Linked DNA regions of Mus musculus: region 2 is linked to region 1. Evidence: chromatin loops called from intact Hi-C (ENCODE). Cell type or tissue: left cerebral cortex. All regions are shown on one strand. Links, peaks and the distances in the headings refer to the core of each region. The heading gives the core; the rest is flanking DNA.

Region 1 (14,997 bases), core at 4,068-12,067:
GTGGTTGCAGCGAGCCTGTTAGGCTGGGATACACAATGCCCATCGAAAGGCCACATGCTGAGGTTGGTCTTCAGTTGGCAATGTCACCCAGAGGCAGTAAAACCTTGAGGGCATTGACTTAGGCAGTGGGCTAATCCATCGGTGGTTGTGTGATGCTGGTGTAAGGCCTTATGGCGAGGCAGTAGAGCTAGGAAGTAGGTCACGGTCAGCATGCCCTGGAGGGTATGCCTGGGCCTGGTTCCTCCCTCTCCTCATCTGCTTCCCGGCCAGTATGTGGGCAGCACTGATCTGCCACGTGCTGGCACCGTGATGTTTTGCCACAGCAGCCAGGGACTGAGACCGTCACTCTCCATCATTTTCCTCATGTGGCCACCACAGCATCACACCCTGGCTAACACCCTGTGTCTGTGGGCCAACTGGAGCCAAAGGACCAAAGAGGTGCCCGTTACACATGTCCAGCACCAGCCCCCATGAGGCATGAGCCATCTATCCTGGAAGCAGTGGTCGAGGTGGGGTGCTTGCTCAGGGTATATATGGATGCCTGTGACATGAAGGTGGGCCATCTCTAGCTGTGACAGCAGTGGCAGTCTTTCTGGAGTGTAACCAAGATGTGCAGTCACTTGGACCTGTTATTCAGGAACTCATGTGATCAGAAAGACTCTTTCAGACCTGGTGTACAAATGTGGTCCTCCTCCGAGTCCCAGTGTGTCCTCTGAAAGGCCTGAGGCCTTCACAGCAGGAGCAGGCTCCACCTGGCATCCTTGAAGGAGCTGGGTGCATAGGCAGCTCCCAGTGCCAAAGGCCCTTGACTGACATAACCAAAGATGTGACAGCTGAGGTGGTGTCCAGCGAGAGACTCCAGGGATGCTTAAATCTATACTATGAATTCTCTCAGGAGTGACAGAGTTTCAAAGACTAAGAAACAGCAGACCAACATAGCTGCTGGTTCTGGGAAAGCCAGAGTCTACCCTGAGCCTAGAACCTTTGACATCACTCAGTGACAGATCCCAACCACGGTATTAGACAACTGTGGCCACAGATCCACACAGAGCACTCATGGCTTCCCATGGCCTTCCAGGGCTGAATCACATGGGAGTCAGGGCCAGCGCCCATGGGGAGCCCTCCAGCCACCTGTCACTGTGTTCAGAAACCCATACTTTCTGGGTTTTTGTGGTTTCTTGTTGTGGTTTGTGTGTCTGTCTGTCTGTCTGTCTGTCTGTCTGTATATCTGTCTGTCTTTCTGTCTCTGTCTCTGTGTGTCTGTGTGTGTCTTGTGTGTCTATGTTTCTGTATGTGTCTGTCTTTCTGACTTACTCTCTATGTGTCTGTCGTGTGTCTGTGTATATTGTGTATCTGTGTGTCTGTCTGTGTGTATCTGTCTATCTCTTTCTGTCTCTGTATGTCTGTGTGTCTGTCTCTGCCTGTCTGTCTGTCTGTCTGTGTAGGCCAGTGGTTGAAGTCAAGTGTCTCCCTTACCCACTCTGCACCTTAGTTTTTGAGCAGGGTCTCTCACTGAACTCAGAGGTACTGATTTGGCTAAGCTGGCTGGCCAGTGTTGTCCCAGCACTTAGACTGCAGGTACACGCCACCACACCTGGCTTTTTAACCTGGATGCTGGAGATCTGAACTCGGGTCCTCATGCTGTGTGGACCTAGGCACACACCCACTGAGTCGATTCTGTAGACTTGTATGCTGTTTTGTTGAGAAACAGAGCAGAATTCACCTCACAGGTCCCCGAGACCAGAAGGGCATAACTCAGTCCTGCCTCAAGTGAGGGGGTAGCTGTGACAGGCCGTCATGAGAACATGCTTTCAGTCTGAGGAGAAGGCAGCTCCACCTGGCACTCTGATGTCACCAGCTTCTTTTGTTCAAACAGCTGGGCTGTTTTGTCGGCCATACTTTCTGGGCAGTGCCTAAGACCAGCTGAGGTACGTTACTGCAGAGTTTTCAATGGCCGGGGCTTAAAATCTGGCTGCTGAGTCAAACTGGTGACAAAGACAGCAATTCCACTAGGAAATTCCACTGAGGCTGGAGGCCCGTGAGTTTACACTGGAATAGGCCTGGGACTCTTCGATGGTAGAGCACCCCAAGGCCCCAGGCTCAGGCTGAGCGCTGCAGAGTCTCTGAGTCTCTGAGTGTGCAGACTTCTAAGCACAGCATACTGGAGGCTGAGATAGAAGGTGGAGAGTTTGAGGCTACCTCACAAACAAACAAACAAACAAACAAACACGTGCTAGGGTAGAGCTCTTGCCTTGGCCCTGGCATGATCTCTAGTGTGGTTTAAAAAAAAAAAAACAACCCTAAAGAAGAGATTCTGGCTGCCAGCAGAGGCAGGAAGCAGGATGTGCGCATCACAGCCGCTTACCACAGCCTGAGGCAGGAAGGAAAGACTGACATAAAAACCCTTTGATCGTGGTCTCTTGATCTCTGAAAGGTTCATCTCATCACGGCTGAGAAAGGATGGGCGTCTATAACTTCTGTGTCGCCTAAGACTCACTGGATCCTCTAGAATATTCCCAACCGAGCCAATGGCCAACGCCCTGGGTAGGCTTCTGGTGAACTGAGCTAGGTGCCAGGTCAGGCGGGAGTCCTCCGCGCTCAGTGGCCTACAGCTGGTACAAGGAGACAGGTAACTTCCAGAAGGCCAGCCTGGCCAGGGTACATGGCCTCAGGCTCCACAAAGCAGAGGCCATTGTCTGTCCCAGTATTCCTTGCCATCAACACTATCATATATCCTATCATATCAGTCATATGATGTTCAGTAAATATTTATAGGTAAAATGAACCATGTAGGAGCTGGGAGATGGTTAAGAGCACTGGCTGCTCTTCCAGAGGACCCAGGTTCAGTTCCCAGCACTTACAGGGCAGCTCACAACTGCCTATAACTCCAGTTCCAGGGGATCTGACACCCTCAAACAGATATACATACAGGCAAAACACCAGTGCACAAAGAAGTAAATAAATAAATCATTAAAAAGGTCTTGGAGGGAGAAGTCTGAAAGGGTATGCTGGTACCGGGGACTATATGCACGTATGGTGGGTATACACATGTTTGGTGTGCACACAAATATCTATGTAGTATGTGCTAGACATAGATGGGCAAAGTGTTTAGCCTCAGCAGCAGAGTCTCTGGACTCAGGACTGACTATAATTTGTGGGCACCACAGTGCAAAATGAAAATATAGAGTCTCTTCTTGGAAAAATAATGAAGACTCTCAGGAGGCCAACAGCCAGAGCCAAATCAGGAGCACAGGACCCTGCAAACGCCATATACCTGGGACGGCCAGCCCTATGAGCTGCAGCCCCAAGTCCTCGCTCCCTAAGAGCTCCCGGTCCATAGGTTTGCATCCCCCCCTGCCCCCACTTCCCAGTTCCCTCTTTTTTTTTTTTTTTTTCTTTTTTATCTAGACAGGGTTTCTCTGTATAGCCCTGGCTGTCCTGGAACTCAGAAATCCGGCTGCCTCTGCCTCCGAGTGCTGGGATTAAAGGCGTGCGCCACCACGCCCCGGCCAGTCCCCTTTTTTTCTTGTAAAGCTAGGTTCCTGCCTGGCTGGTCTCAGGGTTAGCGAGCATCCCTCTGTCCCTTGCTGGGGCACTCACTGTCTGCTACTTTGTGTTGTGGTTGGAACAATGAGAATTTCTTCCCTGGGGAGATGTAAATCCCTTCCTCCCTCCCTCCCTCCTTTCCTTTCCTCCCTCCCTCCCTCTTCTAAGAACGCAATATCAAACTAGAGTTTGGTTTCATCAAGGCTCACACATGACCAGAGCATGAGTGAAGGCTTGCCTACAGGAGTATGTGTGACTCTGTAGCAGCAGACTGGAAAGTTTTCACCCACCATGGATGGTGGCTCCCCCATAGCACAGGTGGAACCCCTTTTCTCACCCCCATCTTTCTAGTCTGGTTCTTTCTAGCAGCCTCTGTGGAGATGACACTGACCATGGAGGCAAAGCCACAGTTAAACTGACAGTTTAGGTCTGCAATGCCTCCCAAAGCCATGTGTGGAAGGCGTGGCTTCCCCGTTTGTTGCTATTGAGAGGTGGTGGTACCTTTAAAGGGTAGGTCCTCTTGGAAGGTCTTTATGTCATTTGGGGTGTGTCCTTGAAGGGGATTTGTTGCAAACCTGACCCCTTTTCTTCTCTTGCTGCCTGGCCAAAAGGTGAGCAGGTTTTTCCTTAACACAAGCTCTCACTGGGATGCACTGCACAGGCCCAGAGCAGAGCAGGGCTGACTGACCACAGGCCAAACTTCCAAATCTCCAAGCCCCACAAAGCCTTGATTCAATGTTTATCCTCAAATATTTGTTACAGAGACAAAAAACTGCCAAACATGGACGCTTAGGAACAAATTCCGCTCTCTGGGCTCAGTCCCAGGTAGAGAGAGAGAGAGAGAGAGAGAGAGAGAGAGAGAGAAGGCTGAGCCTTTGGTGACAGAATTTCATAGTCAGGGTGCATTTGATGACAGCTGGCCTTCTCAGTCCCTGGTTACACCCCAGAGAAGGCCTGACTGTGACTGCTGCCCCTCAGGGTTAAATGAAATCGTATACTTGTCCTGCTTAGCCAGAAACAGTCCCTCAGGTGTTAACAAACCATCAAGGCTGCAAGTCAGCCCTGCACTCTTGTGTTTGCGCCTCGAGGGTTGGTGTGGGAAGCTTTCTGGCGATAGGTCCCTAGAGCCTGATTCAATTTAAAAGACGCTGCCAGCATCCTTCCAGAGAGCATCCCGTGGCCTTGAAGCCTCCCTCAGCAGCTTTCCCGCTTGCTGCAGACCCACTGGTAGATCAAACGTCCCAAATGTGGAGAGTTCATTACTGACTTGGTGCCATCTGCTTGGGAGGACAGGGGAGCTTGCTGGAGCTCTTTTTTCCCCCCTCTCTTTTCTTGTTCTCCTTTCTCTTTCCAAAGACATAAACTTGGACTGCCAGCACATGGGGAGGAAGGATGGGGCTGGAGATGTTTATTTTGTAGTTTTCAAAGAAAAGGACTTTTGGTCTAGTAACTGAACATTCTGCTGGCTTTGGGGACAAGCTTTGTTTGTCTCAGCAGGTGTCTCTGGGGGTGACTTGGGGTGAGGCAGGACAGTGGCATAAGTAATGCAGGACCGCAAAATGGGTCCAGACCAGTAGCTTTGGAACACCTCCAGGTGACTTGTCCAAGCAGGGCACATATTCTCCTTGGTGCTCTGGAAACACACATGGCTGCTTTCTTCTGAATGACGGGGACACTTAGATTGCCCTTGCTTTCTTGTGCCTCCCATCCTTTTTAAAGATCAATGTCATTGTATTTTCAAAATGGCACATGTAGTTCATAAATGCAAACTACTTGAGCCACATATAAACACATCAAATAAAGTGGGAATGCTCCCGTGCTCCTCCTGCCCCTCCATTGGTGCTCCCCAATCCCCTTCCTCCTCATGCCCCTCCAGAGGTGCTCACTGACAGCCTAGCTGGGGCTTTAGTGCCTATACACACACAGTCATGCACGTGTGCACTCTTTAACTTGGGCAGCCTAACAAGGCCTTCTTTAAAGGGGCTGAGGGAGGCTCAGCAGGTAGGAGTAACTGCACTTGCTGAGCACCCTCCCATATTGGATGGCTTACAACCACCTCTAAGTCCACCTCCAGAAGATACATACACTTACATGCACATACCTGCCACCCCAGCACCCCACCACACACACACACACACACACACACACACACACACACAATAATAAATAAGACAATGGTGCTGGAGAGATGACGAATCAGTTGAGAGAGCACTGGCTGCACTCATAGAGGATTCAGGTCCTAGTACCCGCATGGTGGCTCACAACCACCTGTACCACCAGTTTCCAGGGACCTGACACCCTCTTCTGGCTGTGTGCATGCATTCAGTGTACAAAAACGCACAAAGTCTCTCTCTCTCACACACACACAAATATAAATGTTTTTAAGAGACAAAACTGAAGAAATATGGAAGACATAAGACTGTTATGTAATGTGATTTCTTCCTGTAGAGGTCCTGATACCTGTGTCAGCAACACAGATGAGGCATGGACGATCATGCTCTTGCTGATGGGCTGAGCTCTCTGATGGGCAGCAAGAGTGCTCTTCAAAACCTGCTCTGGCTCCAAGCCTCATTCTAAATGAACCCTTTCCTGTCCTCGCCTCTGTAACCACAACTCCCCACTGTGCCTTCTTCAGTGTAAGGAACTGGACTTCAGAAACCATGAAGGAAAGACTCTTCCCCCCTTGTTTCTGTTGGCTATTTGTTACAGAGACACGAACTGATAAACCCGTGGGCAGTGTGAGGGGACGGTGATAAGTCTTATAGTGTAACAGGTCCCAGACTGTAACACAGCTGACTCCATGATGGAAGTGCCATTCTGGCTGGAAGACTCAGCATGCAGACAGCACCACCTGCCAACACCAAAACAAAGACCTGATCCAGCTGGGCAGTGATGGCGCATGCTTTACTCTCAGCACTCAGGAGGCAGAGTCAGGCTGAGCTCTGTGAGTGTGTGAGTTCAAAGCCAGCCTGGTCTACAGAGTGAGTTCCAGGACAGCCAGGGCTATATACAGAGAGACGCTTTCTCAAGAAACAAACAAACAAACAAACAAACAAAACCCAAACATAAACAAAGATCAAATCCATCAAAGCCCTTAGTTCTGGGAAGGTCTCTAACAGTACTAACCTTATTTTATGGCTTCTGAAGTTCCACGTATGGCTAACTGTTCTTGTTAACTGAAGTATGTCAACCCAGGTCATGGTTGTTTGCTTGTTTGTTTGTTTTTGTGCATAAAAGCTCAGCTGAGAAAAGCTCCAGATTACACTGGGATCCCAAACACCCAGTGTAGTCGCAGGCTGGCTTTCTTTTGACTTAGAGACCAGAGCAGTCTTCTCGGGCGAATACACCACAACAATAAGGTCAGAGCAACGGAAAATGACCTCCAAGTGTGAGAGGTTCTGTCATCCTGAGAAGGAGAAGGGCAAAGTCAATGTCCAGGCTTAGGACCTGGAGGCCAAGACTTCAACGGAGGATGCAGGTTACCTGGAAGCTCGAGTCGAGCTTTCATTTCCGCACAATCTCAGATCTCACCACAGGGAGGCGCTGGTGAGCAAGGCTGCAGAGGCGAGGGCTTCTGCAGGGTGGAGGCTGCCAGCGCCTTGCAGGTCTTGAGCATGGCTGCCAGCTGGGCCAGGTGCTTCACCCCGTCTGTTTGCCCACCTGGGGCCTTGAAGGAGATGAAGGTCATTCAAGTTTTTCTGTGGTTGGGCCCTTAATTAAGTGGTTCTCAACCTGTGGGTCGAGACCCCTTTGGCAAACCGTCCAGCTCCAAAAATATTTACACTAAGATTCATCACAGTAACAGCAGCTATGAAGTAGTAATGAAAACAATTTTACGGTTGGGGAGTCACCACAACATGGGAAACTGTATTAAAGGGTCGCAGCACTGGGAAGGTTGGGAACCACTGCCTTAACTGAAGCAAATGATAATGCAATTCTCTGAAGGAACAGGAGCAGCAAGGTAGATTAAGCCCTGAGATGGCAGGCAGGAGACACTCCGTGGGGCTGTGGGCCTGAGGGTTTGGCTCAACTGGGAAAGTGCTTGTTGAGCAAGCATAAAGACCCGAGTTCCAGATCCACACCCATGTAAGAAAGCCAGACACCTGCTCACACCAGCAGCCCAGGCCTGAGGAGGCAGAGGCAGGAAGGCCTGGCTTGCTGGCCAGCCCCGGGTGCAGTGGAGAGGGCCACCGAGATGGCTCAGCAGGTAAAGGAGATTGCTGCCAATCGGACAACTTGAATTCTAACTCTAGGAACCACCTTGTGAAATAGAAAACCAACACATGCAAGTTGTCCTCTGATTGTCTCTCACACACACACACACACACACACACACACACACACACAGCATGGCATTCCTGCCCAACACACACACACACACACACACACACACACACAGCATGGCATTCCTGCCCAACACACACACACACACACACACACACACACAGCATGTATTGAATGCACTGAGGGGAAAGCAGTCACTGACAGGAACCAGGTCAGTTCTTTTCTCAGAAGCACACTGCCCTTATGGACGTGTTGTTGGCTTGTCATCTTGTCATCCGATACAAGGCCAGCCCCCTCCCTTCCCCTGCCCCAGAACAAGATCACCTAAAGTCCCATGAAGTCTGGTTTGTGACTCAGCTCTTATTTGCAGAATAGGGACTGATGGCTGGGCATGGAGGCACAAATCTGTAATCCCAGAACTCAGGAGATGGAAATAGGAGAGAATCAGGTTCAAGGCCAACCTCGACTACATCGCAAGTTCAAAGCCAGTCTCATCTGGATGAGATCCCTTTTTTAAAAAAATAAAAAAATCAATCAAACCACAAGAATAGGGACTATGGGCCATGTATCCATTACGACAACAGGTCCCCTCCTGTCTTCGATCCTTAGTTACTGCTAAAATCTATCTGTATTAAGAATACAGAGGCCAGGGCTGGAGAGATGGCTCAGCAGTTAGAAAGGAGCAAGGGCTGTTCTTCCTAGATGACCCAGGTTCAATTCCCAGCACCCGGAGGGGAAACCAGTACATTACATGAACTGTCTATAAAATTCCAGTTCTTCACACAGACATGCACGCAGGCAAGACACCAGTGCACATGAAACTTTTAAAAGACTGGGTGTGTTGGTGCACACCTTTGATCCCAGCACTTAGGAGGGAGACAGAAACAGGCAAATCTTTGAGTTCAAGGCCAGCCTGGTCTAGAGAGTGAGTTCCAGGACAACCAGACCACACAGAGAAACCCTGTCTCAAACAAACAAACAAACAAACAAACAAACAAACAAAATCAGAAAAAGAAAAAGCACAGGTATTGCCTGCAGCGGCCAAGTTAAATATGAGGTATTCCATTGACTAACAGGGCGTAATCTGGGATTGAACTCACGTCTTTTCTCAGCCTCCCAAATGTAGGGATTTCTGGTGCACCACATGAGGCTGTGCTCAACCAATTTACCACATGGGCAGTGGCGTGGGGGTGGGAGGCGCTCAGGGGCTGGAAGAGAAGGTCACTTGACTGGAGTCTGGGAACCAGCGGTAGCAGCAGACCCTCGAGTCTAGGTCCGCAGTCATGTGTCTCTGGTAGGAAATCCCTGGTTTCCCTGGCAGAAGAAGGTGATTTGGCTAATGTTACACGCACAAGGTGTGACATCAAGCCCATGTCCTGCACTCTTCAGCTCTGCTTTGTCCCCAGTCATAGACTCAGACTAGGAGAGTTTCTGGGAGGGAGAGTCCCAGCCTTAGCAAATAACCAAAAATGGAGAGGGCCCTGTGGTTAATCCCGCCGTGCCTCACCCACTAACAGACTAACAGACTGGAGGGGTCTCTGCGTGGGAAGGAAATGATTTTAACCCAGGGCTTGGCTGGGAGGCTCTGGGGGCGGAGTCCAACTCACGGGTATTAGAAGAGGGAAACAAAGAATTGCTGAGGATGGCAAACTGGTTATAATTAAAAGAACCTGGGTTCTGGAAAACAGTGTGGGGCGGCCAGCTGTCCTGGGTCTGGGTTCCTGCTTGGAGCTGGGGGTGGGGCGGGAACAGACAACCCCAAGAGCCAGCTGCCCTAGCTGCTGGGCAGACCCCTGAGGAGAGACCGAGGCAGAGCAGACTGTGGGAGGAGAGCCTCTCTCCTTAGGGCTCTCTCGGGCCAGGATGCACAGGAAGGCACGAGTGCGTGTGTGCGTGCGTGTGTGTGTGTGTGTGTGTGCGTGCGTGCGTGCGTGTGTGTGTGTGTGTGTGCGCGCGCGTGTGTGTGTGTGTGTGTGTGTGTGTGTGTGTGTGTGCGCGTGTGTGTGTGTGTGTGTGTGTGTGTGTTGGGGGTGGGGGGGTCCCCTCAGCTCCCCGCTCTATTGCTCCTTCCCATTTCCCACAACCCAGACTCAGCCATGCTGTCTCTCAGGAAACCAAGCAGGCTGGAGGATGGGTCAGGCCTGATTCTAGTGCTTCATGGATGAGATATTTAAACTCTCAGAGCCATGTTTCTCCCATCTGAGTGGGGACAGAAACAAGACCTAATCCGTGCAGTTGCCGCAGGGATTAAGTAGTGAACAGCAGGGTTGCGAGCAAGCAAAGGCCTGTGGGTGTGGGCAGGCGCCTGCTATTGCATGGCTCCTGGGTGGAGGACTCTCACATGTGCTTCACTATTGGGGGGCAAAAGTCAACACAGTAGCTTATGATATCATCTAAGTTTTGGAAAATTGAAGTTTCTTTTTGAAAATGTTCTGTGCGCACGCGTGCGCACACACGCACACACACACACACACACATACACACACACACACACACACACACACACGCGCGCGAGCGCGCACACACTCGTATGCACATGCATGTGGAGGCCAGAGGACAAGTTTTGGGAGTTCATGGGTTCTGCATATTGACATTAGGTGCCAGGCTTGCGTGGCAAGCACTTTTACCCGCTTGTCATCTTGCTGGTGGAAATTTTGGTGGCCATCTTATTATTACATTTAAAATGTTATTACACTTACGGGGGCGGGGTGCACGGGCACACCATGGAACTTATGTCTGTGTGGGTAGAGGACAGCCTGTGGGGACTGCTGCTCCCTTTTTCCCATGTGGCTCCCAGGACTGTCAGGTGTGGGACAAGCGCTTTTACTCGCTGAGGTGCTTGTCTTTCATTACAACATCCAGGAGGCAGAGGCAGGCCGATGCCTGTGAGTTCGAGGCCAGCCTTGTCTACAGAGTGAGTTCGAGGACAGCCAGGGCTACACAGAGAAACCCTGTCTCCCCAAACAAGCACACTCCTGAACACCGGCCACCGGGTGGGCTCAGTAGGTGAGTGCAGAAAGTGAGCGACATTCTGCGTGACTAGGTGTTGCTGACATCCACGTGGCCATGCCAAGGACCCCAGTGCCTTAGCTCCATGGAGTAGAAGGCCTTCTGCGGCAAGAAGGCTCACAGGGACCCAAAGCCTTCCTCAGGTCAAGGGTGAATGTTGACAATATGCACAGAAAATGTCTACGTAGCATTCTCTGCCCGGCTGCTTACAGCCTGCAGCCAGCTCCCCTACAGAGCCTGCTCCTACAGAGATGAACTAAATCTGCCTCCTCATTCAGTTGTACATCATAAACCCTGCCTCCTTATTTAGTTCTGTGTAATAATTCCACTTCTTGATCAGCTGTATATAATAACCTCACCTCCTGTTCAGCTGTGTATATCCCTGCCTCCTGTTCAGCTGTATACAATATCCCTGCCTCCCGTTCAGCTGTATACAATATCCCTGCCTCCCGTTCAGCTGTATACAATATCCCTGCCTCCCGTTCAGCTGTATACAATATCCCTGCCTCCCGTTCAGCTGTATACAATATCCCTGCCTCCCGTTCAGCTGTATACAATATCCCTGCCTCCCGTTCAGCTGTATACAATATCCCTGCCTCCCGTTCAGCTGTATACAATATCCCTGCCTCCCGTTCAGCTGTATACAATATCCCTGCCTCCCGTTCAGCTGTATACAATATCCCTGCCTCCCGTTCAGCTGTATACAATATCCCTGCCTCCCGTTCAGCTGTATACAATATCCCTGCCTCCCGTTCAGCTGTATACAATATCCCTGCCTCCCGTTCAGCTGTATACAATATCCCTGCCTCCCGTTCAGCTGTATACAATATCCCTGCCTCCTGTTCAGCTGTATACAATAACCCTGCCTCCGGCTCAAATGTGTATTGTAAACATGCTGAGCTGCTGGGGTGCCTTGGCTTCTCCAGCAGACAGTCCAGTCCATCTGACCCCAGCTTTTCTTTTTCATACATTTATCTGCATGTCTTCATTCCCTTGATTCCCCTAGTCACAGCCCTTTGACCCAAGCTGTGTGGAACAAAACAAGTAAAAGCATTTGTCACCAAAGCCCGATGACCTAAATTCAATGCCCAGAACCCATGTACAGGAGGAAGAAGAGACCTGAGTACATCAAGCTGCCCTCGGAGCTCCACATGTGCACTGTGGCAGTGTCCCCCCAAATAATGTTTCTTACTTTGAAATTTTGAAATATATTAAATAATGAAATATTTAGTATTTGGCTACTTAGTAAAAAGCTTGCTGTGCCCCAAGTGGGAATGGTCTGTCAGATGTATCCATGCTCACCGTCACCCCATTTGTCTTGATTTACTGAAGAGATAAATCACAAGGCTACAGTCTATGGAAGGGCTTCCTCATGTCTGTCCCTCTAGGGTTGTCATGCAAAGTCCTGTGGGTGGGAAAGGAGCTGTACACATTCATACGATTCTTAAAAAACAAAACAAAACCAAAAACCAAAACAAACAAACGAAAAAAAATCAACCCACTTTGTGTATAGGGGTGTTTTGTTTGCATGTATGTTGTGTACCACATGGGTACACATGTGTGTTTTGGAGCTAAAGTTACAGATGTCCGTGCCCAAGTCCTCTGCAAGAGCAAACCAGTGCTCTTAACTGCTAAGCTATCTCTGCAGCCCAGCCCCCCATCTGTTTCTTAAAGGAGTTCATGTCCTCAACTGAGGGAGGGGTCTAGGTTAGATTGCTTCATTGTCTCAGGCAAATGTGTCCACACTCTTCATGGGCTGTCTGTAGACATCTGTGATGCCGAGCTGTCCGGGACTCCTCTCCTCTGTTGGGGCTGAGAGGCAGAAGTACTTCAGGAGGAGGTGTCCAGTTCTGGAGCTAGTGGACCTCGACTGGATGCAGAACCCTGGCCATGACCTCCACTGCTTGATCCCGTCTTGAGATTGCTGGCTGCTGTAAAGAAGACTGATGTGTTTTTCATGTTAATCTGCTTGGGCAGCTCGGGCTTTGTTCCAACTAAGAACCTATAGGATTCTTGACATGCATCCTCGTTAAAGTAACACTGTCTTTAAACCCTTTGTGAGTTTAACGGCATTGCCAAAGGAAGACAAGGCAACCTGGAAGTCCATCTCCTTCCTTAACATCATCCTGGATAACGACTCACAATGCTGCAGTGTGGAAGCAGACAGCTTGGGATCCAGGAGGATCTGCAGACCCACATGTCCCTTCAAGGCAAGGCTATGGTGCTGACGGGTAAGAACACCGTGACGTGCGAGACCATCAGGAACATCTGGAAACCGAGGCAGCTCCAGAGAAACCTGCGGCATACCCAGAGACGTGGGCTTGTGTTCACTCGGGGACTTGCTGATGGCGAACAAAGTGGGAGCCAGGGAACCGGCACCCCTTTCTCTTTTGGGCTGATCACCCATCGGGTGTTTGACACTGGCAGCATCTATTGCTGCAGTGTTGACATCACAGAGCAGAGTCTGCACTCGCTTCCTGGAAGCTGTACACACCAATGCTAGTGCTTGCACACTGATTACCCAATCACTGCCTCAAGCCCATGTTCTATCATCAATAGATGCAGTTGGGTCCTGGCTTTGTTGACACCAAGGACACGTGCTGAAAAGGTCCAAGCCTTCTTAGCTGATTCATCTGGCCTTGTGACCGATGCTACCACTGCTGCTCCTGCTGCTGCTGTGTGCATTTAGTCTCTTCCCCAAAGCAGCCAACTCAGTCAGCCTTACATAAGCATGGAAGCAAAGGCTTACTTCTCTTTAAAAAGTTCCTATAAGGATTAAGAAAAAAATGACAGCCCCCTTCTACAATTCCGAGGTAGGATGCATGATCTTTGGAATCACACCTCGGACCTCAAGGGATACTTGTCAGCAGAAAATGATGTTCTTGTGGCTGGAGACTTTGGCTTGAAGGACATTTTTTGTTTTGTGTGCTTTGTCTGGTTTGACCTAAGAACCTTGGTGCCTCTGAAAGACGCTAGGCTGTAGGTCACCTTGGCCAGTGATAAAATGTCAAACAAACAAACAAAGAAAATAAGGCAGATCCAGTAGTCTGTGAAGTGTGCGACAGGACACTGGATGCACAGTAAGTACCATGGAGAATGATAGCTATGGCTACTGTTACCAGCAGACTGGACACACAGTAAGTACAGTGGAGAACATAGCTATGGCTATTGTTGCCATCAAACTGGACACACAGTAAGTACCTTGGAGAATGGTAGCTATGGCTACTGTTGCCATCAGACCAGCACATCCAGAAGCTTCTCCCCTCAGCTCACACAAGCTCTTAAAAAGCTGCTCCTGCATTTGGCTAAATCAGGTCTGAACAGCCCTGGCGGCTTCTACCACCTAAGATGTCACATGACCAGCACCCAGGACCATGCTATGTTTAGTGGGCAGAGTTAATGGTGGTAGCTGCTGTATTCTGGCCATGAGCGAGGATTCTGTAGCTTTGCTCCTGCAAAACCCTGTGTAATTTAGACCTTTCGGTGTTCTCCTGAGGACCTTTGGTCTCCAATCTCCTTTCCTTCTCAAGTCCTTCCTACTGAACCTCACTTCCCATCCCTGCCCCCACAGAGCTGACAGGTTCATTTCCCAGAGCGTCCTTGCAGCTGCCTGTCCTAGAGATGGGCTTCCATGTCCAATCCACTGTCCACCCCCAGTAGCAGGTGTAGGCCCATTCAGCGGGGGCCTAGGAGCTTAAGAGCAGCTGGAGACCAGAAATCAAGACTTGTAGCTGCAGGCAAGTGCTACTGCCCTGGAAACTGACATATCCTATTCCCAAAGTGTCCCCTTCAGCTGATCAAAAACATAACCCCGTAGGGACCCAACGCTGCCACGGAGGAACAAAGGCATCTCAGTTCTCTGAGCCCCAGAGTCTGCCTACAGTTTCAACACACATGGCCCACTTGGGAGAGGGGACATGGCCATGTGACTCTCAAGCTTGGAGACAAGGTCACCTTTGTCCAGCCTTTCCCCTGCACGGGAAGAGCCTTTGACTGCAGGACAAAGGATGAGACCGGAGCTACCCTGGTGATGGATCAGAGGCTGTGGGGATGTGTAACACAGCAGGTCAAGTCAGGTGGCTGCAAACTCCATTCAAACGGGCTTGCTGGTTGCTTCCTGCCATCTGATAATCCCAAATGGGTTCTCTGGGCAGGGCA
Region 2 (14,997 bases), core at 3,556-11,555, 62 kb after region 1:
TTTATGTTTTTCTTTTGAGACAAGATTTTACCATGTAAACTGGGCTGGAATTCAACCTCCGACGGCCTCAGGGTTCAGAGTGCTAGGATTCCAGCCTGAGCCACCATGCCAGCTTACAGGAAAAACAGGCAAAATAACAACGAAGCTCCAAATACCTCAGGAGAAGACCCACTCAACATGGCAGCTCTCTGGGAATCTGGATGTCCTTTTGCCTTTATATTGGGAACATACCAAATGAGTAGGAGAAAGAATGAAACAGTAAAGAAACGGGTCTCAGGGAGACACCTTAGTGGGTAAAGTACAACCCCAAGGACCAGAGCTTAGTCCCCAGCACCCACGTAAAAAGCCAGGCATGGTGACATAGGCTTATGATCCCAGTGCTAGGAATAGGGAGTGGAGACAGGGGGTTCTCTAGGGCTGTGCCCAGACAGTTTGCCTAACCCATCAGTCCCAGGTTCCAGTGAGAGAGCCAGTCTCAGAAAACAAGGTGGATGGCTCCCGAGGAACAACACCCAGGGTTGACCTCTGGCTTCCACTCATGCAAGCACGTATATGCATATGCACATACACATACCCTCATACATATGAATACTCACATATGTAAACACAAAAGGCTGGAGAGACTGAGTCATGAATCATCGTTAAAAACACACTAGCTGGTGTGAATCATAGCACTGTGAATTAAAGAGCTATGGGTGGTAGCTAACCAGTGATCTACTATTATTTTCCAGAGACATTGGAATAATAATACCAAATAATACCAAATATGGAAATTCTTCTTTTGGTTTTTGTTGTTGTTGTTTTGAGACAGGGTTTCTCTGTGTGTCTTGGCTGTCCTGGAACTCACTCTGTAGACCAGGCTGGCCTTGAACTCACAGAGATCTGCCTGTCTCTGGCTCCTGAGTGCTGGGATTAAAGGAGTGTATCACCACCTCCTGGTTAAATGGGTATTTCTAGTTCTTAAGAACCTCAATAAAAAAGTGGAAGCCTACAGGCCAGGGGCTCAGTACTCAGGCCCCAGATGGCAGTCAGCCTTACTCTGGCAGGCAGGAATTTCACAGTACTTCCAGTAGACTCCGTCCTCATGCTCGGCCACGTAGCACCAAGGGCTCACGTCTCCATCTGGATTTCTGTTGGGAATAAAGACACATCAGTGACACTGCTTGGGCTTCTAGTCACCTAGTCCATTCAGTGTACAGCCTTGAGTTCCCTATCATTTCTAATAACTGGTCATTTTAATATTATCGCTCTTCAGGGAGGAAAACATCAGCTGGCCATAGTGGCTCAGACCTGTAACTTCAGCACCCAAGAAGCTAAGGCTGGAGGGTTGCTACAAGCTCTAGGCCAGCTTGGGCTACATAGCAGGACTCTGTCTCAAGCAAACAAACAAACTAAACAATAAAATCACATATAGTACAATTGTCCGAGTTTGGAAAAGGTATACTATTTAGGGAAGGATGTAATCTCAAAAAAAAAAATGGTTGCTTTTTGTGTTATTTGAAAGTGTTTCTCTGTGTAGTCCTGGCTGTCCTGCAACTCACTATGTAGACCATGGTGGCCTCTGCCTGCCTCTGCCTCCTGAGTATAAAGAGAATCTTTTAGAAGCATCACTGGTCAATAAAAAAGCCAACGGCCAATGAGCTGAGGCAGGAAACAGGACATGGGACACTGGCAGGAAGAAGAGGATTTTGGGAAATAGTGAGAGAAGAAAAGAAGAAGGAGAAAAAAGAGAGAGATTGGAGAAAGATGCCGAGAGAGACACTGAGAGACGCTGAGGGAGACACAGAGGGAGAGGCAGACAGGGGCTGAAGGTAACTGACCGTGTGGAAGACAGAACTTGAATGGTCAGATAAGTTACGAGCTAGCCAGGGATGAGCCAACGCTTAGGGCCTAGGCATTTATTTAATAATATATAACTGGTCTCAAAGTCGTCATTCAGGGAACAGGAGCTAGGAGAACAAACGGATTGAATTCTTTTACACCTGAGTGCCTGGATTAAAATGCGAGCCACCACATCCGGCTTCATCTCAAATTGTAAACATGCTTACTTCTAGGGGATAAGACTTTGGCATCTTAGGGTTTTCTGGAGGTGGGGGATTCTTTCGTGGTTTTACTTTCTTCCTCTTTCAATAATGAATATCCCAAGTATAGTTTCCAAACAGCTAAGTAAATTCACATAACACAAACTCAGTCTATGCTGGCTAACTCACAGACAGAAGCGATCCTTCATCCCCAGAGAGATCCCACAGAGGCTTCTCAGACAGCCATGACAATCATGTTTTTTAAAGCATTCCCAAGTGAGAACAGCTTGGAGTAAATGACCTTCAAGGCTGTTTCGGTGCAGAGACATTCCAGATAGTAAAACTGCTTCACTGGTGAGCAGTTCAGCAAATGACAGGGGTTGCTACAGAGAAGCCGGCCTCGCTTCACCCCTTCCCAAGCCCCCTTTATTTAGACTCAGAATACTGGAAACCTGACACTCCAGTTAGGCAGGAAATGGGCACAAGGACACCCCCTCCCCAGCCCCAGCTTTGCAGCCTGCTCCTGGGCCTGAGCAGACAAGCCCATTGTGTGGCTGAGAGATAAGCCTCCCCAGGACTACAGAGCCTTTCTCTTCTGTGCCCTAAGGCAGGTGCAGGGACAACTCTGCTCTCCTGGGCTCTGCCTCTCCGTCTAATCCAGATACTTTAGGTCTAGCAGGGAGAAGCCGGTTCCCATCACTCGATAGCATGTAGACATCTCAGATGTGACAGATCTGAGAAGTTGTACAAGGCAAACACGGTGTCAGATGTCAGCTGAGAAATCAAAGTGGCAGGGCTTGTACAAAGCCCTTCTTTAAACAGTATGTCACCGTCTTCTTCCTCCCTCTGTTCTGAGTTCAGCTTTGATGTAGTATTGGATAAAACCCCTAGACAACAAGTGTTTATTATCAATGTCAAAGCCATTCTAAAAGCATCCGAATAGCTTAATAAAGAGCAGGCAAGCCTATCCTTACTTCTCTGCAGAACTAGAGCAAAAGGCCTGGGCTCTGAGGTGATATCATCAACAGACTCGCCTTGCTCTCTTTTGAAGTATAAACTGGAAATTCAGGTCTGGTACATTCCATCAAGTTAGAGGGCTATAGCCCAAGGAGTTAAGGGGAAGGTCCTCCCAGCCCTCTGGTACAGCCCTGGAATGCTAAGGGTGCACTCCTTAGAGCCTGTGAGTAGAGTAGACATAGGCACTCATGTAGAAAAGCCAGCAGACAATACCAAAGACCCTACCCCTTTCTCTAAGTGCCCTTCCCAGGCCAGCCATTCTTAGGACTAGAAAGACTAGAGGAGGGTAATGGGGCAGAAATGGAGCAACTGTGCTGAGAAGTGTATGTGCATGTTCATGACCGTGTGCTCATGCATGTGTGCATGCTCATGTATGCACATCCATGTTCTTGTGAGTCCATGTTCTTGTATGTGTGTGTATGTTCATGTATATACTTGTGCATGAGTGTGCATTTAGAGACTAAAGGTCAAACTTGGGTGTCATTCTTTAGGTGCAATTCACCTCTTCTATTTTGAAACAGGTATCTATCACTGGCCTGAAACTTCCCTCGTGGCAGGCCAGGTACCCCAGGAATCTGCCTGTCTCCGCCTCCCCAGTGTGGGGATTGTAAGCACGCAACCACTCAGCGCTTTTATTAATGTGGGAGATGCGGATTAAAGCAGGATCTTTGGGTGAGCACTTCACCGTTTACTTATGTGTATGCAAGTATACGCACGCATGTGTAGGGAGCACGTGCCAGGGCACAGAGAGCTGTAGCGTTGACCCTTCCGTTCTGCCATCCGGGTGCAGGGGATTGAACTCAGGTCATCAGGCTTTGCAGCAAGCACCTCTGCCCACTAAACCATCTCAGCAGCCTACAAATTTGGGGTTTTTTGGGGGGGGGGATTTCGAGACAGGGTTTCTCTGTGTAGCCCTGGCTGTCCTGGAACTCACTCTGTAGACCAGGCTGGCCTCGAACTCAGAAATCCGCCTGCCTCTGCCTCCCGAGTGCTGGGATTAAAGGCGTGCGCCATCACCACCCGGCACAAATTTTTATTTATACAAAATACTAATATGCACAACTTTGAAAATAAATGAAGACTTGGTTAATGAGCATAAGTAAGCCTAGCAATCAACTACAAAGGACAGGGACTAGAGGGATGGCTCAGTGGTCAAGAGTGTGCACTGCTCTTCTGGTGCACCGGGAGTCCAGTTCCCAGAATCCCACTGGGCGGCTCACAGCTACTTGTAACTCCAATTATAAGGAATCTGGTATCTGGGGCACCTGTTATCTGTGGCACCTGCAATTGTATACTGACCCTCCCTACATATACACATAATCTAAAATAATAAAATACATCTTTAAAAAATACAAATGACAGCAAAGTGGAAAGACGTCACACATAATACCAGGCAGGGTTCCAGGAGAGACAGGCAGCAGGAGGACTAACCAACACTACAGAAAGCTTTCACTCAGTTTTGGTTTAGACTTTTGAGGTGGGAATGTATACAGCCCAGTGGGCCTCGAGCTCACATGGAGCCAAGGATGTGTTTGGACTCTTGATCTTGCCATAGCCCTACAAGTGCTGAGATCACAGAATGCACACAGCCATGCCTGACTTGGAACAAACTTTTAGTGCTTTTACAAAAACAAATGAAAAACTACAGCAATGAGGTACAGTCAATCAGTTGACGCAAGTGAGGACAGACCTAAAGAGCTAAAGGGAAGGACAAACCAGCCAACCGCAAGGACTAGTGTGTTTAGCATGGGCGTGTGGGGGCTAGACGGTAAACAGAGTGGTCCACACAGTGCAGAAACAGATGGGGTGGCTCAGCTGAGTCAACAGTGCCAACGGTTAGACGTTTCGTGCACCAACAAACCAGAATCGGAGCATGGAACTGGGAGGAGGGCTCTGGAATAACCCTTCCTTGTCCTAATGGCTCAAGAGGCAGCTGCACACCTGTCCTAAGAATGTGTAAATTCACCGCATTGCTGACCCCTGAGTCATCATGATCTTGGGTGTAAGTAACTTAGAGGTATAAACAAAAGTGCTTGGAATTTTTGCTCTGGCTTCTATATACTTATATTTCTATTTTTATCTTTCTGCCTGCTACACACACACACACATGAACACATGCACGCATATATGTATGTGTGTTCAAATGTGTGTTTATGTATGTGTGAGGATGTGAGGTTGACTTTGGAGGCTTTCTCCATCAATCTCCACATTATTCATTGGGACAGTGTCTCTCACTGAACTCAGGCTAGCCAATATGGCTAGCTAGGCAGCCAGCTCCTGGAATTTCACCTTTGCCTTCTGAGCACTAGCACGGCAGTGGGCTCTCAGGGCAGTCCAGCATTCACCTGGGTTCTTGGGGTGCCAACTGTAAACCACTGGCCATCTCACTGGCCGCCAGTGATTCTCACCTTGTCTTTAATCGGAGAAAACCGAGAACCTGATCAAAGCTGCGGCTCACCTTCCACAGAAAATCCTAACTCTACATCTGAAGACCACAGAGCTAGGTTAGGGCTTTCTGGGGAGCCAAACAGTGGCCACGTCTGTAGTCCAGCGCTTGATATGCTTATGAGGAGAGCTACTCGAATCCAGGAGTTCTGGTACAGCCTAAGGAACATGGGTCCCAGATGGTCTGAATATCAGTAGCAGCAGCTTTGATGCCCATGAAATGCCCACTGGTGGGAGGATCACCTGAAAAAATCCTCCCAAAGAGACAAGAGAGTGACCAGAGAAGGCACTGCTGTGAATGCCAGCATAAAGCAAACTAAGGTGGAGAAAAATGAGAGAGGAAGAGAGAAAAAAAAGACATGAATTCATTTTTATTTACTTTTATTTCTTGTGCGTGCTTCACTGTATGTTTATCTGTGTACCATGTGCAGTGTCTGGAGAGGTCAGAAGAAGGTGTCTGATACCCCAGAACCGGAGTTACAGATGTTCTGAGCTCCCATGTGGGTGCTGGCAACTGAACCTGGGTCCTCTGGAAGAGTGCTAAGTGCTCTTAACTGTTGAGCCATCTCTCTGGCTCGGATTAGTTCATCTTAAAAACTGATATGGCCGGGCAGTGGTGGCGCACGCCTTTATTCTCAGCACTTGGGAGGCAGAGGCAGGTGGATTTCTGAGTTCGAGGCCAGCCTGGTCTACAGAGTGAGTTCCAGGACAGCCAGAGATACACAGAGAACCCTGTCTCAAAAAAAAAAAAAACCAAAAAAACAAAAACAAACAAACAAACAAACACAAACAAACAAACAAACAAACAATGATATGGTTCTCTGAGTTGGCCAACAGGAGGTAAGCAAGCATTCCAGTTGTGCGAAAGGCTGGAAGAGGAGATGAGAGATCATCTTGAAGCGCTATGGCCCCATCTTACCTGCAATAATTGTGCTCGCCCAGTCCTCCTTCCCCGTTGGGGTACTTCAGCGTGTTGTACGGATGCTGGAAAGTCTCGTTCCAGAACAGACATGGCTTCCCACCTTGCAGCGCTGTCCAGCTCTGTGTTCCCCTGTAATCTGCACCGTTGGCTGTGAAGCACTCTGGAAGGAGGAGAACAGCATACTCATTTTCTGGCAACATTTATAGTTTCCTCCCTCTCTGGTGAATGTTTTATTTGTTTTGTTTGGATCAAGCTAGAAATGGATCATGTTTTGCTAGATCTTGGGCGGCCTGCTGGGCTGACTGAATCTGCAAAAAGGTGCCCTGTAACACTGGCACTCTTGGCACCAGCTTGTTGGGGCACTGGGACATTTCCCCTTGAAGTGTGCAGGTCCCAGTGAAGAGATAATCACAGAGCTGGTGTGCTGAAGTCCACGACGTGAGCCAGGAAACCTTCAAATCTAGATAGTTGCTAACAGCCATGCGCGTGGACTTTGGGGGCCCTCCGAGGGGGCCCCTGCGCTCGCCAGCATCTCCCTGCGGTAACTAGAACCAGGGCAGCAGCTGTAACTGAGAGCTCCCCTACAGTCGGAAAGGCTGCGAGGCCACTTGGATTTAATAAGCATCGGACACAGCAACGCTTTGGAATCCCAATCACACAAATCGGGGATGACTCACACTCCCTGGGAATGAGGAACAGTCAGTCCTCCCTGCGCAGTCTGACGTGCAAGAAAACAGGGGCAACGGAGGACGGGGGTGGCACTTTCTCTCACCTCCCCCTGAAGTGCTTTCCTAGAAAATGTGTCAAAATGGTCTCAGGTCCCATTTTATGAAATGACAGTCCTTGCAGGTGCAATCATGTACTTCTAAAATCCACTTCTCAGACTGGGGGTGGGGCTGAGGCTGACAGGCTTCCCACATCTTGTATGCATTAAACTCACAGAGGTTCATGGGAAAGGCGGAGTACAAAGAGCGATTTTTTAAAATTAGCTTAGTTAAAACTGACAGATAGAAGCACTTCAAACACTTCTCTAAGATGTATCACTGGGACCCTGACAGTCTGGGGAGTCACACCAACATGCTCAGCTCTCCCTCTTTCCTTCTCCTAGCTCACAGTGACCTATAACTTCCGGTAATAAGGACGTGGTGTAGTCTCCCGCTGGAAAGTGCATGTGCCTGCTCTAGACTAATAGGCATGTGGACAACAGGAACACAGCTCTATCCTGAAAGCCATCTGACTGCTTAGAGAAACCGTCCACAAAGCGGCTCTCTTCCAGTCACGCCTTCCTCCTACCAGCTGCTCTCTGTGTTTGGTCTGGAATGGCACCGTTTATGGACAGCTCAACTAATCTAGAATTCTAGGAGACAGGAAACCATAGCAACTTACCATGCCTGGTGCAATACTAGTTAGTAAGTGTGAGTCCTCAATTACCAAGAGGATTGTCTACTAGGGGTCTACATTAAGAAAAAGCTCAAAGATAACTGGGCACATCGACTCAGCATAGATTGGCAGATACCAACTAAAGGCTCAGTGTTGGCTTGTTGTTTGATTGCTGCTGACAGGCTCTGCGGCCTTGGTCAAGTCAACATCAGGCACATCAGTTTACAGTGTTCACATGTATGCCAGCCATACTGATTTAGCACACTCCTCTTTACCCAGGAGGCAGCCAGAGCACTCGACCACACCCAGGACTCCAGTGGAAGCACCCTTCCTCTCCTTCACCTCTGTTTTGGACCCACTGACCGCGAGAGAGCAGTTCAGGGCTCCCTTTCCTCTTCTGCTCTACAGCCCCCCCCCCCCCCAGAACTCTAAGGTTTGTCCTATGGGCGTCTGAGAGCCTCTGGGCTGGAAGCCTGGCTCTGCCCCTAGTTACTCATCGCGGTCAAGCCACGCTGGTCTGCTCTTAATCCTGGGAACATACTTTTCCATTTCCTGCCCAAATGTTCTTCCTCTAATATTTCCAGTTGCAAGATAAACATTGCCCCTCAGAATCCCCTTCCCATCTCTGCCCACCCCTGCCCCCTTCATCTGTCCACAGTACTCACTATCATACACACATACATACACAGCCCTAAATCCAGGATGCACACACTGAACACAGGGTCAGCCAACTGCACACACACACTGGCATCTTCCTAGACATCACCCCCTGAATGGTATGAGCTGACAGCTATTCACACATTGTAATAGTTTGGGTGTTCTAAATGGTCTAAGGATGACCAGAGCATATGAAGGATGTTCAATGACACACAAACAAGTATCTGCACCGTGGGTCCTAAGAGGCTAGAGCAAAGGCTGCACGGAGTGGCTGATTCTAAGACTATCACACCAACCTCTGTCAACTGCTACAATTGTAATTGCTATGTTAAGATAGTTTTGCCCTATCTAATCTTATGCACCAAACAAAACATTATATTGCAGAGCTGGGTATGATGGTGTACACTTTTAATCCCAGCACTTCTCAGGCAGTAGCAGATAGAAGAGTTTGAAGCTAGCTGTCAAAGTTGAACTTCTGAGAGTTTAATACAGGTTTACATAGAACATTCCAGGTTAGTCAGAGCTCTATAGTGAAAACCTGTCTCAAAACAAAAACAAACAAAAAACACATTATGTTGCCTACTTTAAATATAGACAATAAAAACAATACATCTTAAAAAGAAGGAGGGGGCACTGGAGAGATGGCTAAACTGTTAAGATTAACTGTGACAGGCAGTGGTGGCACACGTCTTTAATCCCAGCACTTGGGAGGCAGAGGCAGGTGGATTTCTGAGTTCGAGGCCAGCCTAGTCTACAGAGTGAGTTCCAGGACAGCCAGGGCTACACAGAGAAACCCTGTTGAAAAAACAAAAAAACAAAAAAAGAGGACCTGAGATTGGCTTCTAGCATCCAAATTGGGCAGCTCACAACTGCCTGTAATTCCTGCACCAGAGCCCCAAGCCCTTTCTGGCCTCTGCAGCACACATTTGGCATATACTCACACACAGACACATACAAATAAAAAGAAAAACAAATCTAAAAACAAAACTCCACAACCTAACAACAAGACCAACCAAACCAAACCACCATAACAAAAACAAGTGGCTCAGGGCATGGTGGCACTCACCTGGGATCCCAGCACTTGGGAGATGGAGGCAGAGGAGTCAGAACAATGACCCTCCTTGGGTCTAGGTCATTCTTGGCTACAAAGTCAGTTAAAGTCTGGCCTGGGTTGTGTGAGACCCTGCCTCAAACAAGCAAGCAAGCAAGCGAACGAAAAAGGCGAATGACTCACAAGCCATCAAAACAGGCTTTCACAACCAATGGCCTCAGCAATACATAGTAACCTATGGGTCAAGTTCCCACAAATTCGGATGATTTTATTTGTAACTCAGAAGGCTATGCCACTACTCAGTATTAAAAACAATGAATTTATGAAATTCTTAGGCAAATGGATGGATCTGGAGGATATCATCTTGAGTGAGGTAACCCAATCACAAAAGAACACACATGATATGTACTTGCTGATAAGTGGATATTAGCCCAGAAGCTCAGAATCCTTCTTAGAAGGGGGAACAAAATACCCATGGAAGGAGTTACAGAGACAAAGTTTGGAGCAGAGACTGAAGGAAGGACCATCTAGAGACTGCCCCACTTGGGAATCCATCCCATAAACAACCCCAAACCCAGACACTATGGCAGATGCCAACAAGAGCCTGCTGACAGGAGCCTGATACAGCTGTCTCCTGAGGGCCTTTTGCCAGTTCCTGGCAAATACAGAAGTGGATGCTCACAGCTATCCATTGGACGGAGCACACGGTCCCCAATGAAGAAGCTAGAGAAAGTATCCAAGGAGCTGAAGGGGGTCTGAAGCCCCATAAAGGAACATCAATATGAACTAACCAGTACCCCCAGAGCTCCTTGGAACTAAACCACAAATGAAAGAAAACATATGGTGGAACTTGTGGCTCTAGTTGCATATGTAGCAGAGGATGGCTTAGTCAGTCATCAATGAATGGGAGGAGAGGCCCTTGGTCCTGTGAAGGCTCTATGCCCCAGTATAGGGGAATGCCAGGACTGGGAATGGGAGTGGGTAGGTTGGGGAGCAGGGGGAGGGGATAGGAGATTTTCAGAGGGGAAACTAGGAAAGGGGATAACATTTGAAATGTAAATAAAGAAAATATCTAATAAAAATATTAAAAAAAAAATAAAAAGGATGTGTCACAAATGGGACTGAAATGTCATCTCACAGCAGAAACGAGGCCATGAAGCCTTTCTGGCTCAGCTTGTTCTTCTCTGATCTACTCTTTTTAAAGCTTTTTGAGACAGGATCTCTTATAGCTCAGGCTTGCCTAGAACTAATTTAATTATGCAGCTGAGACGGGCCTCAAACTCCTGACCTTCCTAAGCACTAAACCCTATCTCTTAAGCATTAAAACCACAGTGTGGTAGTCCACTCAGGCAGGTTTCTTGGATCTACTCTTAATAAGCATATTAAATTTTAAAGATTTTCTTTTTCTTTTTTTCTTTTCTTTCTTTCTTTTTTTTTTTTTAAACCAAGCTTGCCTAGTGATGAGGAAAAGACAAGAAACACAGAGTGTTGAGGTCCTGTCTTCATCAGGGTGTGGATGAGGTAATGAGGCCCCTGCCTCCCTTTCTACTGCTATGAAATTCACATAAGCTTTGTCTAGATAAACAAGGAGAGGCTCAAACAACAAAGGAAATCCCGTGATGCCTTGTGTGTTCACATTTCAGTAAAAGAAAATGAGTGAAGGCAAGAAACCTAATGTCTCCACCACCATTCATGAGTTAATTCAACATTTATTCAGCCCTCACCACTGCCCGGAGCTGTGGCAAATGGACAGTGGATTCTTGTTGTTTCCACGTCAATGGGGAACACAGGCTCATAATAAACAGTGAGTGGTCAATGCTACGAAACAGAGGGGCCAGGTGGGGCTGCTCCTCCCTGATGGGCAGGGGAGTGTGCAGGGATAGGGTTTGGCGCAGAAGGTTCTGAGACCCCTTTACGTTCAACTCAAAATAGCTACACTCCCAAGATTTAAGGAAACAGAACTAAGATCCAAAAGCCTGGGTGACTTGACTAGAAAAGACTTGGGGCTTAAATTCTCCTCCAGGCTTAAAATCCTGCTATCCTTCATGCCTCTCTACTGCAGGTAAGAAGTCTAAGGTCACACGGACAAGCATGATACTTGCCTCTGTGAGGTCCTTTCCTTGTGCCACTTAGGCCTTCCTTCTGCTCAGAGGAAACCACATCTTTAACATAAAATATGCAGTGGGGAAACAGACAAGAAGTGAGGGCATTAGACACTCAGAAGCAGAGGCAGGAGGATTGCGGTGAATTTGGGGCGAGCTTAGGCTATATTCTGAGTTCCAGATCCAGCAGTGCCATATAGCAAGACTCTGTCTCAAACAAACAAAAACAAATGAAAGAAGAGAAAGAAAGAAGGAAGGCAGGCAGGCAGGCAGGGGTAACAGAAGCTTACTGTCTCTGTATCTGGGTCAGAACAGGTAAATGGCATTCATTGAGGCAACTCTCCAGCCGCCTAAGGACCCTTTGGATACATTGTTGCACTTTAAAATGTTATCTTCTAATATCTATATTTAAATCTATATTAAAATCTCTTTGTTTTTGAGACAGGGTCTTAGCTGGTTTTAACTTGTGGCAATCCTCCTGTCTCCCTCTTCAGAGTACTGGGACACAAATGAACTTCCATGAGCAGGCTTATAATACTTCTCACTTAGAGGTAAGGACTGAACCATTTACAGATGAGATGGCATGATATGGAGGGTGGAGAATGAAATAACAGCAGCCACAGTTGGGAACCCTGGTCCTAGGCAATAGGTATTTGTGGCTTTCCTAGATTATTTTTGTGCATTTCTCAATTTCCATAATAAAAATGGAGTTTATTCTAAAACTAGCATACTGTTTTGTAATAACTACCCCTTAGCTTCTCGTTAAGAACCATAATAAACTCAACTAGCCAAGTCTGCATCCATCTAAGTTCCAGATGATTGTGCATGTGTTATGTTCTTAGTAACTTTGCAAAGTGACAAGCTGCACTTCTACCCAAAGTGGACTAAGCACATAAACAAGCACTGTAACGTCTGAAGCATCAGTAGCTTTCCTATTAGAACACTGTACAGAGCATCCTTTTCACTTAAGGAGGCAGTGTTCTTAAAGCCATAGCAGGGACCTGAGGCAAGGCTCAGTCATGGAGCACCTCTGAGCATATATGGCTGAATCGCCAGCATGTGTACTTACACATACAATATCACAGTAAAGAAAGAAAAGACCATGCTTCCCAACGCTATTTTAAGTGAATTTACATTTTTGTTGGTTTAAGAGACAGGGTCTCATTGTGTAGTCCTGGCTGACCTGGAACTCACTATGTAGCCGAGGCTCTCCTCAAACTCTCTTCTGCCTCACCCTCTTGAGATGCCAACACTGGCCTAAGCATATATACTTGTGGAAGTTTAGTTTGAATTCTATTTGACTCTCTAAAATCGTCTTCTTTATAAGAAATGAAATACTGAATTATGTAAAAAAAAAAAAACAAAAAACAAAAAAACAAGAAAAACAAGAAAAACAGCCTACAGTGAGCAGAGGGTTAAATTTGGAAGTTGTCATAGAGAGAGGTCTTATTATAAAACAAAAATTTTTAAATGAAACCAAGTTGGGGTGGGGGCATGCCTTTAACCCCAGGACTCGGGAGGCAGAGGTTTGAGGACAGCCTGGTCTACAGAATGAATTCCAGGACAGTCAGGGTAACACAGAGAAACCCCGTCTTGAAAAACCCAAAAAAACCCAAAATCAAAAACAAAAACAAAAACCCTGAGGACTGGCAAAATGGCTCAGCTGGTAAGGGTGATTGAAGCCAATACTTACAACTCAAGTTTATACACACACACACACACACACACACACACACACACACACAACTACTAAAATGTGATTGTATTTTTTCCTAAAATGTCGCTGGAATAGCAGTACACTATCACAATTGCACGCACTAGGGAGGCAGAGGCAGGAGGATTCTCGGATAGTCAGGGCTACTACCCTAACTAAAAATAAAGGAATAAAAAAATAAAGCCTTTAAAAATCTGAGTTGTCAAAGTAGTGGGGAGGTGGGGTGGCACTCTCCCACATCTGGCTCTCATCTGGAGCATGCTTCCCTCCCACTCGGGCAGGGCCCCCTGGGAAACACGCTATGGGTGTTGCTGTGAACACATGTTTTTTGCCAGGAGCAGCCACCATGAATATGCAGCAGTGTACAAGAGATTTCTACTTAGCATTTAGGCAGTGCTTCTCAACTGTCCTAATGCTGTGACCTTTTAATACAGTTCCTTATGTTGTGGTGACCCCAACCATAAAATTATCCATTGCTACTTTATAACTGTAATGTTGCTACTGTTATGAATCATAACATAAATATCTGATGTGCAGGATATCTGATATGTGACTCCCAAAAGGGTCGGGCTCAGAGTCACGTATTCAGGGTACTGGGAATCAGAGCTCGCCTCCCCATACACACACGACAGCTGGGGCTTTGCTTGTGCTTTTCTTTGCCGTGGGCTGAGGATGGGACCTTGCGCTTCAGCTACATCCTCAGCCCAGGCTGTTTCTGCACTAACTTAGCTGCACTGAAGATCCTAACATACACAGAGATTAAACAAGCCTTACTTTAAGAAGGGCAGTTAGAAGTAGGCTGCTCTGCAGAGCCCTAACACATTTCATTAACAAAGCTCCTTGAGGGACTTAACTGTCAAAACCAAGAGGATTTATTCTGTCATGGTTCTCTGATGACACGGTACATTCACTTACCCATGTTACATGGAAGCAACAGTGTCCTGCGTGGGCCTGACTGATGGCATGAACCATTTAATTATCCATGTAATATATGAGCACCATGGTATACTATTACTTGAGGTATTTATCTATAAAAAGCCTGTCCTATATTAACATCGGATTTCACACGAAAAAAGTTTTCACATAAGGAAACAGTAAACATAACATTTTCAAGCTCCGAATTCTGCTTTCTAGACAGTATCTCAGTTTACTATTAAAAAACAAAACAGTGTTCGCTTTGGCAGCACATATACTAAAATCGGAACGATACAGAGAAGATTAGCATGGCCCCTGCACAAGGATGACACGCAAATTTGTGAAGCATTCCATATTTAAAAAAACAAAACAAAACCCAACCCTCAGAAAGTCAGAAGGTGAGCTGCGGCAGGGCTGGACCACGACAGACAGTGGTATCCTCCTGTCAGAAGCGTAAACGGGTCACAGGTTCCAGTGCACGGACACTGGACCAGTCAGGCCAGCGAGCTTCCTGAGCATTTTACCTTCTGTTTTGCTTTTGGAGATGCAGCTCAGCTTACTCCACTGTTGTGATGCACTGTCCTCTGAGTATGATATGACTGCTATGACCTTAATCAGAGCAGCTGTGACTACCTGCAAGAGACCCTCACACAGTCGGGCCTGTTGACATCCTTGGCAGAAGAACTACACATAATTCCAGCCCTGATAGACTTGCTCTGGGGGAAACACAGGAATATATAAGAGGTAGAAGGTTAACTGTACAGCTTTGAGAG

The links. Peaks named below come from ENCODE experiments on the same cell type or tissue, not always from the same donor. Only the 100,000 strongest peaks of a DNase experiment are listed, where the experiment ranks them.
Region 2: it touches region 1 in a loop (2.4-fold over the local background); 8 of 42 quality-filtered maps call a loop at or near these places.

Annotation. Positions count from the first base shown.
Region 1 is chr11:5,174,952-5,189,948 of GRCm38, forward strand. It overlaps the pseudogene Gm18478. Among named protein-coding and RNA genes, the nearest start is that of Emid1, 30 kb to the left of the region's middle. In left cerebral cortex, for the core only: a CTCF peak has its summit at 7,083; a DNase peak (open chromatin) is centred at 7,087.
Region 2 is chr11:5,237,373-5,252,369 of GRCm38, forward strand. Kremen1 (kringle containing transmembrane protein 1) reads right to left here. Exons shown (of 9, transcript NM_032396.3): 2 at 6,403-6,565; 3 at 1,039-1,130. It overlaps Gm25142 (a small nuclear RNA gene), which reads left to right and starts at 14,478; the gene lies at 14,478-14,584. In left cerebral cortex, for the core only: a CTCF peak has its summit at 6,959; DNase peaks (open chromatin) are centred at 6,634, 7,163 and 7,644; H3K4me3 peaks cover 913 bases; H3K27ac peaks cover 1,808 bases.